2 separate regions of the Mus musculus genome follow, and region 2 is linked to region 1. A link is a contact called in ENCODE Hi-C or POLR2A ChIA-PET data. All regions are on one chromosome and are shown on one strand. Each heading gives the region's core, a stretch centred on a gene start or an enhancer-like site at or near the end of the contact. The rest is flanking DNA. Distances are from core to core; before and after follow the strand shown.

Region 1 (5,824 bases), core at 1,761-4,260:
CAGGTATCTACTAGCTTACCATGAGCCAGGTTATCCTTCCAACATTGAGTCTAGCTACCTTCACAAAGACCCCTAGCATCAAAGGACAGATACATTGCCTGGGGCAGACTGGCAAGGAAATGTGCCCGAGCCACACAACCAGCCTGCACTGTCAGTAGGGAATCACTTCCTTAGGCAGGTCTCTGCCCAGAATTCAATGCCCTCACCTACCAGCCTAGGAAACAACACTGGTGACAGCAGCTAGAAGGAGCTACCAGCATGGAATCCCACAGGGACTTCCTGTTAATGCACAAGGGAGCACCCACCAGTCAAGTTTCCCAGCTAGAAATCAGAAACAGGCATCCAAATGATCAGCGGTGCCTCTCTCCAGACCTGCACCCTTTACCTGTAAAGACACCACTGAAAGAGCAAGCGTGTAGGGTGGCAACCCAGATGTCACAGCCTCACAAAGTGTCCTGAGCTATGTTGTAATACATTATATTGCCCCATAAAAGTTAAGTCCCACTTCCCAGCATTCATAAATGTGACCATTCATTTGAAAACAGGATCTGTATGTAAGTTGTGCAGGCTGGCATTCACCTGTAATCCTAATACCTGGGAGGTAGAACCAGAAAGATCAGGAGTTCAAAGGCCAAACTTTGACTCCATAACAAGTTCAGGGCAGCCTGAGCTAACGAGACCCTATCTCAAAACAAACAAACAAATAACAACAACAAAACCCAGGATCTTTGCAGATCAATCAGGTATACATTTAGGTGAGGTCACAGGGAAGTAGAAAAACAAACAAACAAACAAACAAACAAACAAACAAAAAACCCTAAATCTAGTACCACTGCAGTTCTTACAGGCAGGAGAAAAAAAATTTACTCCATTGCAGAAACAGGTAGCATGTTTGCCAGTCCAGAAGCACCAAGGTCAGAAAGCAAATACAGGAGCTAGGGGTGAGTGAGGCAACTCTCTGCAGGTGTCAGAGACTGTGGCCTACTGACCCCTGGCTCCAAACCCCTAGCCTTCTGTAATGCAGAACAGGACCACCTCTGTTGGGTGAAACCTGCCTGCAGGGACTAGAGTAGCCCTGGGGAGCTCACTGTGCTAGCCTTCCTCTGAGTTCCAATAAATGGGAAGTGTGTGTCAGTCATCTTGGTATCCTAGCAGCTGGTACAGTGCCTGACACTTCATGGTGGGTCTCAGAAAGTGCTGTGTGGAGTGAGCAGGTGAGAGAAATGAAGGACGAAGTATTTCTTTTTCTTTTTCTTTTTTTGAGAAAATATCTCCTTTTAATTTATTTTTTCCTTTATGTGCATTTATGTGCCTTGCTGTTTTTCCTGCATGTATGTCTGTGTAAGCGTGTTGGGTGCCCTGGAGTTGGAGTTGCAGACATTTGTGAGCTGCCCTATAAGTGCTGGGTATTGAACCCAGTCCTCTGGAAGAGCAGCCAGTACTCTTACCTACTGAGCCATCTTTCCAGCCCTGTACTTTCAAAAGGGTGCTAGGAAGTATCTTAGTGATACAGTACTTGCCTCTTCACCTGGAAAATCAAAACAGAAACAATACCCTAAGAGGTAGAACCAACTCTATGCTATTAAGACACTTGAGAAAACAGGACTCACACACACATTCACACATATACTCACATACAATACATGTATTCACACACACATATGTACACACTCACACAATACACACATTCACACATATATACACACATACACACACACACACACACACACACACACACACACACACACAGAAGTAGAAGGGGGGCTTTGCTGTGGGAGGAAGAGGACCACTGTGAAGAAGAAATATGAGGAAGAAGAGGGGTACTAGTGGGGTTATAAAAATACCAATACACAAGGATATCTGTATATAAAAATGTCAGATTGAAATCCATCATACACGTTAACAAAAATATTAATTTTAAAAACAAACTTAAAAAAAGAAAATATAGGCATTTGTAGAATGCATAGAGCTTTTAAAACATTGACTGAACATGAATGATGCTCAGAGAGGCTTGGCCCTCAGGGCTTCTCACTTATTTCCAGGGCTCTGCACAGGATCCAGCATGCTGCAGCTTTCTACTTTCTACAAGAAGGAAGGGAGAGAGGGAGGGAGGGAGGGCAGAGGGAGGGCAGGAGGGAGGGAAGCAGGGAGGAAGAGGGAACGGGATCATACTTTCCAGGCTCTTGGGTTGAGGCGAATACAGTAACTGAAGAACAGCCAAAACTGGAAAGTGGCCTCAGGACTTTCAGACCACGTCAATCATATCCAAACGCCCTTCACAATGGGACTTAAAAACTGTTTTCCTATCATGCGTTTCTTTTTCTTTCCCATCCAGACCCCTAAGGCATCCTGACCCTTTCTGCTATGTTAGAAATGCAGAGTTGAAAGGTCAGCCTTGTGTTTGGCTTCTGGGACACGTTTCCTGTCCATGTGCAGTGCACATTCCTGATCCCTGCCCTGTGGCCAAAAAGGGACATCAGCTGGATGCAGGGAAATTCAATTTGGCCGAACAGCCGGCAGCATGACAGCGATAGAGTCTGCCCTGACATTTGGAAGGCAGAGGATTTTCCCAGGGCTTGGCTGTGGATGGTTGCAGGCTGAAGTTAGGTCATTTGTATGTACGAAGAAAAACCCTAGAAGCAATGCCAGCTGGTTTCTGAATCCCTCTAGGTCACAGCGGGCTGCTTTTTCTGCCTTCCTGGGGTTATCGGTGTCAAACAGGAACACTCTGGTTTCTCTCCCTCTTCTCCAGCCATGACACCTGCTCTGCTACGTGGTGTGATCTTACTCATTCTTTCCTTCATTCACACTGTCTTGCCTAATTTAGGAAGTCTCCACTCCTATTCTTGCCTTTTCCACACTGAATTCACAGCTAGAGTGCAGCCCGCTGCTTGGAGTGCCAGGCAGCTCCTAACTGTGACAGTGACAGACAAGACAAGAAAAGCTGACCCCTTCTGAGGTAAAGAACACTGCTTTACATGGCAGAATGTGGGCCACATGTGACTGGACTACCCACTAATGTGGGAACTTTTCCCTACCAGTCACTCAGTGGAGTGGTTAGGCTGGCTTCCAGCCCCACCCTGCGGCCCTAGGGCATCCCACACTGAACTTAATCTGAAGGCTCTGGTGTTCACCTCTAGGAGACAGCGCTTCACAAGACAGGCCGCATCATCTGCATGTACCCTGCATCCCAGTTCCTAGGGCCTCAGGGATACGCAGTGGATTTTGTCCCTTCAGTGAAAGAAGGAGGGATCTAAGTGATAGACATTCAAGTCTTGCAATTACCTGAGTGATGCCACTCAGGTCCCATCACAGCTAAGGTGTGTGTGTGTTTGTGTGTGTGTGATACACAGAGACACACATGTGTGTGTTCATCTGTATGTAGGCCACAGGTTCATGATTCAGTCTTCCTCAATCTCTCTCCACCTTAATTTTTGAAGCAGGGTCTCTCACCAAACCTGGAACTCAATAAGTATAGACAGATTGGCTGTCTCTGCATCCTGAACACTGGGGTGACAGACATGTGCCACCACATTTGTCCTTCTCACCTAGCTTCAGGGGCTTAAACTCAGACCCTCACGCTTGCACAGCGCACACTTTACCAATGAAGACACCGGTGTACCCCGAAAGGACATGTTTTCCCGAAGTAAAAGATAAACACACAGTACCGTCCATTTTAAGTGGAATTTGACACACAAAGAAGCCAGCACTTGTATCATGCTCATCACATCTGCTCTGTCCCAGTCACTGTCTCCCTCTCATCTTTGAAATGGCAGCTTACTATGCTCTGAGTGGTATGTCAGTGAGCTCAGGGGACTAGAAGTAGCACTGCACCAGGAGTGGAAGGCATAGAGGGAGGAGCCACAGCACTGAGGGAAGTGTCCGGACCAGCAGAGGCTGTGGGAATGGGGGTCTTGGAAGCTACAACAGCAGCAATGGCAGCGGTAACAGTAAGAGAGGCAGGCGAAGATAGGCATGGGTGGTGGAGGAAACAATGACGAGTCACTAAGCATCACCACTGATTGCAAACAGCAGGCAGCGTGGAAGCGGGCTTGGCATTTATGGTGCACCAGGCACAGGGCGAGAGCTTGGCCTCTGCTCATTCACAAGAACACTTAGCAGAACTCTATGAATGGGATTCACAGACAAAAATCTTGAGGCTCAGAGAGGTCAGCAGATTGTCAAGGTCACCTGAGTTGTGCCCAGCAATGAGAACTGCAGCAGTCTGGCTAAGAGAATCACATCTTCTCAACAGCACCCATTCAGTAAGCAGTTAGTAGCACGGTCAAAGATGGGTTCGTCTAGTCAATCCCTCCTTCTATGCTGACAACACTTGGTAAGTCTACTCTCACTGAATAAGGGTTATATTTTAACCAAGTCTTCTTTTTTTCCCCCTTTTGCAACTAATTTTATCCAGAGGATTCAATTTTGGCCAACAAGATACATGCAGAAGCAGCGTATACCCTGCCTTTCTTCTTGGTGTGTCTGTTTGCCTCTGGTCTGACGGCCAGGGAAAAGAGGACTGGCATGGACAATGAGAGCCTTGGAAACGGAAAACCACACAGCACAGAAACAAGAGAAAGGACCTCACAGATTACTGCGGTGGCGCCTCTCTACTACCTGCGTCTAAACTTTTAGAAACGAATATGTACACTATCTGTATTTTTTCCGTGGGTGCGCATGTGTGTGCATGAGTGTTCCCATGTATGTGGGCATATGTATGAGCAGGTTCGTGTATGTGTGTGTGTGTGTGTGTGTGTGTGTGTGTGTGTTGGAGGGGGCGTGAATAATGTCAGGAAACCTTTCTCAAGCCTCATTCGAACTCACCAAGTGCTTACTTTGTCTTGGTAGTCAGCTTGGTCCAAGGATCCTGACTCCATCTTCCAAGGCTGGAATCACCGTCAGGCCGACATGCCCGCCTACCGTTCACTTGGGCTCTAGGATCTGAATGCCAGTCGTGATGCTTTCACAACAAGTGCTTTAACTGCTGAGTTTTCAAAGCCAAGGGCCCCTTGGGTTTTTATGTCATTCCTAGCAAAACCTAATTCCAACAATGCCACGAGTCCTTACAGCTACAGTACAATTCATATACCTTAAAAACATACCTGCAAAATTAATGCCACCTTGTATGGTACTCTTGGCTTTAAAAACAAAGCACAATAAAACATAACGGGATTTGGAAAAAAAAAAAACTCGTAATAGATGAACTATGAAAGCAGGGTGCCTAAAGCCTTGTTTCCTTGGAAACAGTCTCTCTCTTGTCACCTCATGTCTGGGTCACATCCCCTACTCACTTCTCCCATCCATTCAGTGTGTGCAGGTGTGTGTGTGTGTGTGTGTGTGTGTGTGTGTGTGTGTGTGTGTGTGTGTGAAGCATGTGCCTGAAGATGCCACAGCTTTATGCCCAGATATCTTCCTCAATTATTTCTGCATATTATGTTTAAGACAAGGTCCCTTAATGAACCTGGCTTAGAATTGTCTAGACTGGCTGGCGAGAAAGCTTCAAAGATCCACCAACAACAACTACCACCACCACCATCACCAACCAACAGCAACAATCGCCATCTCGCCACCCTCCAACCACCAAGCCCAAGTGTTACAGACTCATACTACTTTGGTCCTGCCCAGCTTTTAATGGGTGCTGAGAATCTGAAGTTGGGTTCTTCAGGCTTGCACAGCAAGCATTTTACTAACTGGGCCATCTCCCTAGCTCGCCATTTAAAATAATTTTGCTTAGCCAACCATCCTTAAGATTTGTTTTCTGCCTGAAAACGAAATTATTATTGCATTCTGTGTACCTACTGTATCCTCACACTTGATTGTG
Region 2 (6,049 bases), core at 1,514-4,013, 37 kb after region 1:
TGTACCAATGACTGAACACAGGAGTCATATGGGGTCTCCACTGTACCCAAAGCTAGGCCAAGGCATGCTAGCAAATTCAAGCAACCATGCTGTCTTCACCCACTCACTCTGTGGGTGCTAGATTTCCCGGGACATCTGGCTTTTTACAGGCATGCTAGGGATTTGAACTCAGGTCTTTACGCTTGTACGGCAAACACTTTTCCACGGAGCCATATCCCCAACACTCTCTTAGTCCATCTTAGGAGGCAACAAGTCTAGAGCATACAACAAGTGCTTAATAAGTGTGAGATGTCACTGTCAGCATTGCTCATGTAGGGATTATCTAGGCAGATTTCTAGAAAAGACCTTGGAGCTATCGTCAGATACCCCAGTGAGAGGAAAAGAAGACGGAAGGAGAAAATGTAAGGGGCCCAGGAAGATCCCATCTGACACAATGAGACCTTGGTTGGGAAAACCCACAAACAGCACAGGGACAGGGGGCCTCTCATGTCCCCCAGACCACAGCCACCTGGGTGCAACATGGAGCAGCCAGCTGGGAGGAGGGTCTGGACTAGGAGGGCTCAGCCTGAATGCACACATTCATCTCTGGGCCTGCAGGGCCTGCACTGGTTTTGAAAATCTAGCTGGCTGTGGTTGTGGAGGGCTGGAGAGGTGTAAGGAATTTCAATTTCCTTCACCAAATGGCAAGCTTGTGAAAAAGTCCTTTCTCTCTAACATTATCACATACTAAAGAGGAAAAGCCAGCCACTGAGCTTTCAAGAAGAGGGAACTAGGTGGGCTGCCTAGCTCACAGAGAGAGGAAGATTCAGAATTGAGACTTCTGAAAAAATCTCACAGCACATTCTGTGTCAAGACAATGCTGGCTTGGAGTTCATCTGTTTCAAACAAAATGAGAGAATAGAGAAAAGCACCCCCCCACACACACACACCCATATAATAACTACAATTGTATGCTTCAAATCCACTTGAAAGCTGAATCCCAAATCCACTTGTGTCAGTGAACAGAAGTTGGACAATACTTTTTTCTTTTTCTCTTTCTTCCTTTCTTTCTTCCTTTCTTTCTTCCTTTCTTTCTTAGATTTTTTAAAATTACCATACAAGTACTAAAAACCATTATGCATTTCTAAACAGGGTAATTTTAAAACCCCTTATCTCAAAATATGTTCTTTGAGATAACTGCATAGCTCAGAAACAACAGCAATAACAGATAAGAGAACAGGAGAAGGTGCTAAAGTGGAGAGAGTTGAAAGACACAGTAACACTCCTGGTTTAGGGCTGGCAGATCACAATCTGGCATAATCAGGGTGGCCAGGCCAGGGAGTTTAGAGGCTTGGAAGTAAGCTATTCCTGGCCAGGCCACCAAGTAGTTGTGTCCATAGAATCTTTCTGAATCTCTTCCACATTAAAAGAGAAAACAGTTGTTTTCCGAGATTCTTTTCTTCTATAGCACCCCACCCCCCATCAAGCCCCTCTCCCAATGGCCACTACACAGGGGCCTTCCAACGGCCCGCCAAGAAGACCTGGCCACTCAGGCTAGGATAGACATGAAACTGGCCTAAGAATTACATGCTGTGTTTTACAATCTCAAAACATTACTCAGCAATCCTGTACCACTGCTATCCCAGAAGCAATCCTGCTAACACAACCTGATGGAGTCGATGGAAGGGGGGAAATGGTCTTTTGCATCTGTACAGCTAAGGCTAAGGTCAAGTTAACTTGGTCTAGACCTGGCTAAGCCTTTCCTTGATAAAAAGAACCCGCCCTACGAGGGCGTGAGATGATGTCTCTGGATGGATTAAACAGCAGAAAACCAGATACCAGCTAGTTTCTTTCTTTCTATTTTTTTTCTCGCTCTCGTTTAAACTTACTGTTGCTCTCATAAAAAGCATCAGGTTCCAAAATGGTACAAGCGGAAGAAGACATAAGGCACTTCTCAGCTCCCAAGGGGAATTACCACTCCCCCCCCCCCCCCCATTCCCTGTTTCTTTTCCTTTTAAGTGGTCTGGGGCCTGCCAGGCAGCGCCATGTCCAGGCCGGGACCCGCGCCGAGGGGAACTTTCCTCCGCTGCGCCCGAGACAATGCGGCGGCCAATGCCCGCGCCTCCCCGCCGCGCAGGGAGAGAGCGCCCCTGGAGAACCGGGAAAAGTGCCGAGGAGAAGGAAAGCGCCCCCAAGGGCCGGGAGAGCACCCCAGAGGAGAAGGAGAGAGTCCCAATGGGAGGGGAGAGTGCCCGGGAGGACAGAGAAAGCGCCCCAGCGGACTCCGGGAGCGCCCCGGCGTCTGCCCGGGCCTCCTCCCGGAGCGGGGAGCCTTGCGCCCCGGGCGCACACCCCCAACCCGGGTCTCCTCCGCGGAGCAGGGGAACGTGCGCTCCGGCGCTGCGGCTGCGGAATCCCCGGGCCGCCCGGCCAACCCCTGCAGAGCCGGCCGCGCGCCCCGCACGCCCCCGGCTGGTGCTCTGCGGACGGACGGGGACACCCGGAGCCCACAGGGGGTGTGCGGGTGGCCGTGCAGCGCCCCACCGCGCCTGTTCCCGCCGCCCCGCCGCCTCGCCACTCACCGGGACCGGGCGGGCCGCTGGGCATTATTCCATCGCGGGCGCGGCGAGGCCGGGCGAGGCGCGGGAGCCGAGCGCGGCGCAGGAAGGGGCGGGCGACCATGTGCCGAGGAGGGGGGAGGAGGAGGCCGGCGACGCGGAGCCGCTCTCTCGAGCCCGCTCGGCGGCGGCGGCGGTGGCGGCGGCGGGAGCGGGCTGCAGGAAATCCAAACACTTCGGCAGGAAATCGGAATCCTGACTAAGCACTCCCGGCCCGCGGCTGCCCCGCTCCGGGGGCTCCCGCCGCGTTTAACCCTTGGCCCGCCGGGCACACTTCAGGGCACAGGAGTATAGGGCAGTGTAGGAGATTCATGGGGTGGGCCTCCTTCTTGGCCACAGAAGGCAGAGGTGGGGCTTATCAGCAGAGAACCTTGGCCTTGAAGTGGGGCTTGCTAAAGCTGGGACACCAAAAGACTGTGGCCTCTCTCCCATCCTGCACTGTCTTCTCCTAGGCTACTTTCTCCTGTTCCTTTCCGTGGATTTCTATCTTCTTACCCAGTGCCTGGAGGCAAAACCTTTTGGATAGCACAGAGATGATCTGGCTAGCATTCGAGCATTCCAGGCTCTGAACCCTGGTTGGAAAATGGCCTTTTTCTCTTTCCTGCAAGTGATACTTCCTTGAGGCTTAGTTTCCCAATCAAGAAAGGAGTGTTCGTAGACTTAATTTGAAAACAAGATGCTTAGACTGGCATGTTGGAGACATCAATGATATCTGTGCTTGGGTATTACTGCACACTAGAGATGTCAGAGAAGGGAGGCTTCTAACTTGTGGGCTGTGTGTTCTGCATGTCTGTGTGGACCTAGCTCGGGGGCAGGTCTGGCCCAAGGGTGTCAGTTTCTCCCTAATTACTGGTGATTATTTTTCTTTGAGTCTTCCAGAAACTGCTGTCTGAAGAAGAAAAGATCAGCCACTGCGTAGTAGAGACCCCTTTCTGGTAAAATTAGAAACTCACCAGGCCTCACAAGATTGGAGATTTTGTTCTTAACCTGAGGGTGGGAGACTTGGGGGGAGGGCGCGTTAATAAGCCTTGAGCTGCTCCAGGGGGGTTAGGAGAACTAGCCAGGGAGTCTGGGCTGCCATGGGGAGTGATTCATTGTGGTTTCCCGAGGAAATGCCACACTTTACCTGTAGGCTGCAGTTTGGTGGTTTTACTTGAGTGTTTGAGATTCCTCTGACTCTCAAGACATAGAGGAAGGACCGCGTGTGGGCAAGTGAGAACTGAAATGACCATGCTGGGAACTGAAACTTGGGTACCAGCTCTATCTCCCAAGGACAAACAGACCTGTGCTTGGCACCCAAAGGCATGTCTCTTCTTCAACACTTTCTGTAGTTACAGGTCACAGGTAAAGCTCCAAGCTGGGCCCCAAGAACCTGGAATGCCTGCCCCTCATAGCCACCATCCTATTGGAAAGAACCTCTACCCAACTGAGGTCGGCAGATAAATCACAGAGCAGAAGTCGGGCCCTCACAGTTCACCGTTTGATCCACTGTGTCTGACACCCCCACATCCTCACCACCCGCACCTCTCCCAACATCCTGCCCCTGGTCCTGTTGCTGCATAGCTCCTGTCTCTATTGTATCTTTCCGGATGCTTGCTTAACATTTCCCCATGGCTAAGCTGCATCACAGCAGAATTCTTGACTGTCTCTTGTGTTCCCACTCTCAGTGCCAAGAACCATACGAGCACATGGGAGCCCCTCAGTCAGCACATGTTGGATATAAGGGGCAAAGACTAGAAATCCAAATCTGTCATCCAAGCATGCCAATTCACTCTCTCCCTCAGCTCCCTGAATCCTTTACTCAGAGACTTGATGTGAAGTGTTCAGTGTAATGGAAGAAGCTCCAGTGGGCTCTGCTAATGGTCCTGGGAAATGAACGCTGTGAACAATTAGGACTGTCAGTTGACATAACTGTAGTCTCTTTGGCACATCACCAGTTAATTATGCCCTCCTCTGTGCTTCCCCAGCATCTCCTCATTAAAGGTCTTGACTATTGGGCCAGGGCATGGTGGCACATGCCTGTACTCCCAGCTCTCGGAAGGATGAGAAGTTCAAGGTCGTGTTTAGATACATAGGGAATTTGAACCTCACCTAAGCTGCTTGAGACCCAGTCTCAAAAAACCAAAAAGACTACTTGTTGCATTATATGTCATATTAAATGGCAAGCCATTCTGCAGTGAAGGGAAGGGAAGGGAAGGGTCCACATTAATGACCCCTTGCTCTAAGGAAGGCCTTAGGACCAAGGTGAATTAAATCTGCTTAGCATTGGCCAAGGGACCCAATAGTTTCTTTGCATTTGTTCTCCAAACAGACAAGCAAGAAATTAACCCATCCTTTCACTATTCACCCCTCCCCCCTTTTCTCCTCCCTCCTTTGTTCTGCTTGGGTTCACTTCCCAGATGAAGTAACCGTACCTAACTCCTGGTCTCCAGTTTTGCTTCTGAGACAACTCAATTCAGAACAGCATGTTATCTATAAATTCACGCTGACTGTCTGGGCACTCCCTATGTGCCTGAGCCAAGATAGCATGAACAGGCCTCATAGTTGGGTAATACTGGAAGGTAAGGTGCACGTTCAGTAACAGAAACCAAAAAGACTAAAACACTTTTGCACTATTTTATAGTTAAGGAAACTGAGGCACCTGAATGTTGAGTGACTTGCCTGAAGCCAAATAGTTAGTGAGTGGAGGAGCTCTAGTCTCCTAACTCTTTGCTATCCATACTGCCTTTCCTGGGAGTTGAAGCCATGGGTACCAGCTGTAGCTGAATATACTCTTAAATCGCATGGAAGACGGAAGCAGGAAAGGACCAGGGGGTCAAGGGAAGAAATTACTCTCAAAGACAGGAGATGGCCAACACTCATAAATATCCCAGAAAATTCAGTCCTGTGAGGATCGAGAGATGAGCATCTATTGCACTGGACAGTGCAAGGCTACTGACTTCTACCGGGGCTGTGTGGATGGAGCAAAGGGATCGGAAGCCAGATTGCAGTGGGTTGTGGAACGAGTGGGAGCCTGCAAGTGTAGACAACTCTTTTGAGAAATGTGGCTGTCTAGCACGTGGGAGGCAAGGGTGGAGGCTTCTCAAAGATGGCCAGGCATGCCAGCGTCTGTGGGGGACGGGAAGGTTCTGTTGGAGCAGTTGCATCTGCAGAGGCAGAACTGGGGGGGCCCACCGGAGGAAAGCGGGATGGGGCAGGCTCTGAACTATGGGAGAACCACTTAGTCCACTGGAGGGGAAGGCCAGCTGATAATATCCAGAGCATCATGAATTTATCCTAGATTCATAGATAGGAATTAAGTGGATCTCTAAAGTTCCCCTAGTTGAATTCCTTACGAAATTCGTGATCAGGACAATCAAATGAGGTTGATATAAAACGCCTTCAACCTCATGACGAAAACGGAATGAGAAGCTATTTTGGGTCCAAGTATGTTAGTGAATCAGGAGCAGTGA

The links. A loop is a pair of places that touch in the nucleus more often than their neighbours do. ChIA-PET counts read pairs that join two places held with the same protein, here RNA polymerase II (POLR2A).
Region 2: a loop to region 1 is called in a map of heart, with 2.6 times the contacts of the local background. The contact joins the promoter of Asap1 here to the enhancer-like site in region 1. A Hi-C loop is called at or near these places in 2 of 37 maps with a recorded cell type or tissue (both heart). POLR2A ChIA-PET finds 5 or more read pairs at or near these places in 1 of 5 experiments (Patski).

What each region holds. Positions count from the first base shown.
Region 1 is chr15:64,342,805-64,348,628 of GRCm38, forward strand. All of the region lies in intron 2 of Asap1 (ArfGAP with SH3 domain, ankyrin repeat and PH domain1), which reads right to left. Among named protein-coding and RNA genes, the nearest start is that of 1700010G06Rik, 32 kb to the left of the region's middle. Within about 2 kb of position 3,011, at least 3 of the 3 ENCODE cell types and tissues checked have a DNase peak (open chromatin) inside an H3K27ac peak, as active enhancers do; they include heart, where a contact is called at or near this core.
Region 2 is chr15:64,380,156-64,386,204 of GRCm38, forward strand. It overlaps Asap1 (ArfGAP with SH3 domain, ankyrin repeat and PH domain1), which reads right to left and starts at 2,764. Exons shown (of 31, transcript NM_010026.3): 1 at 2,562-2,764.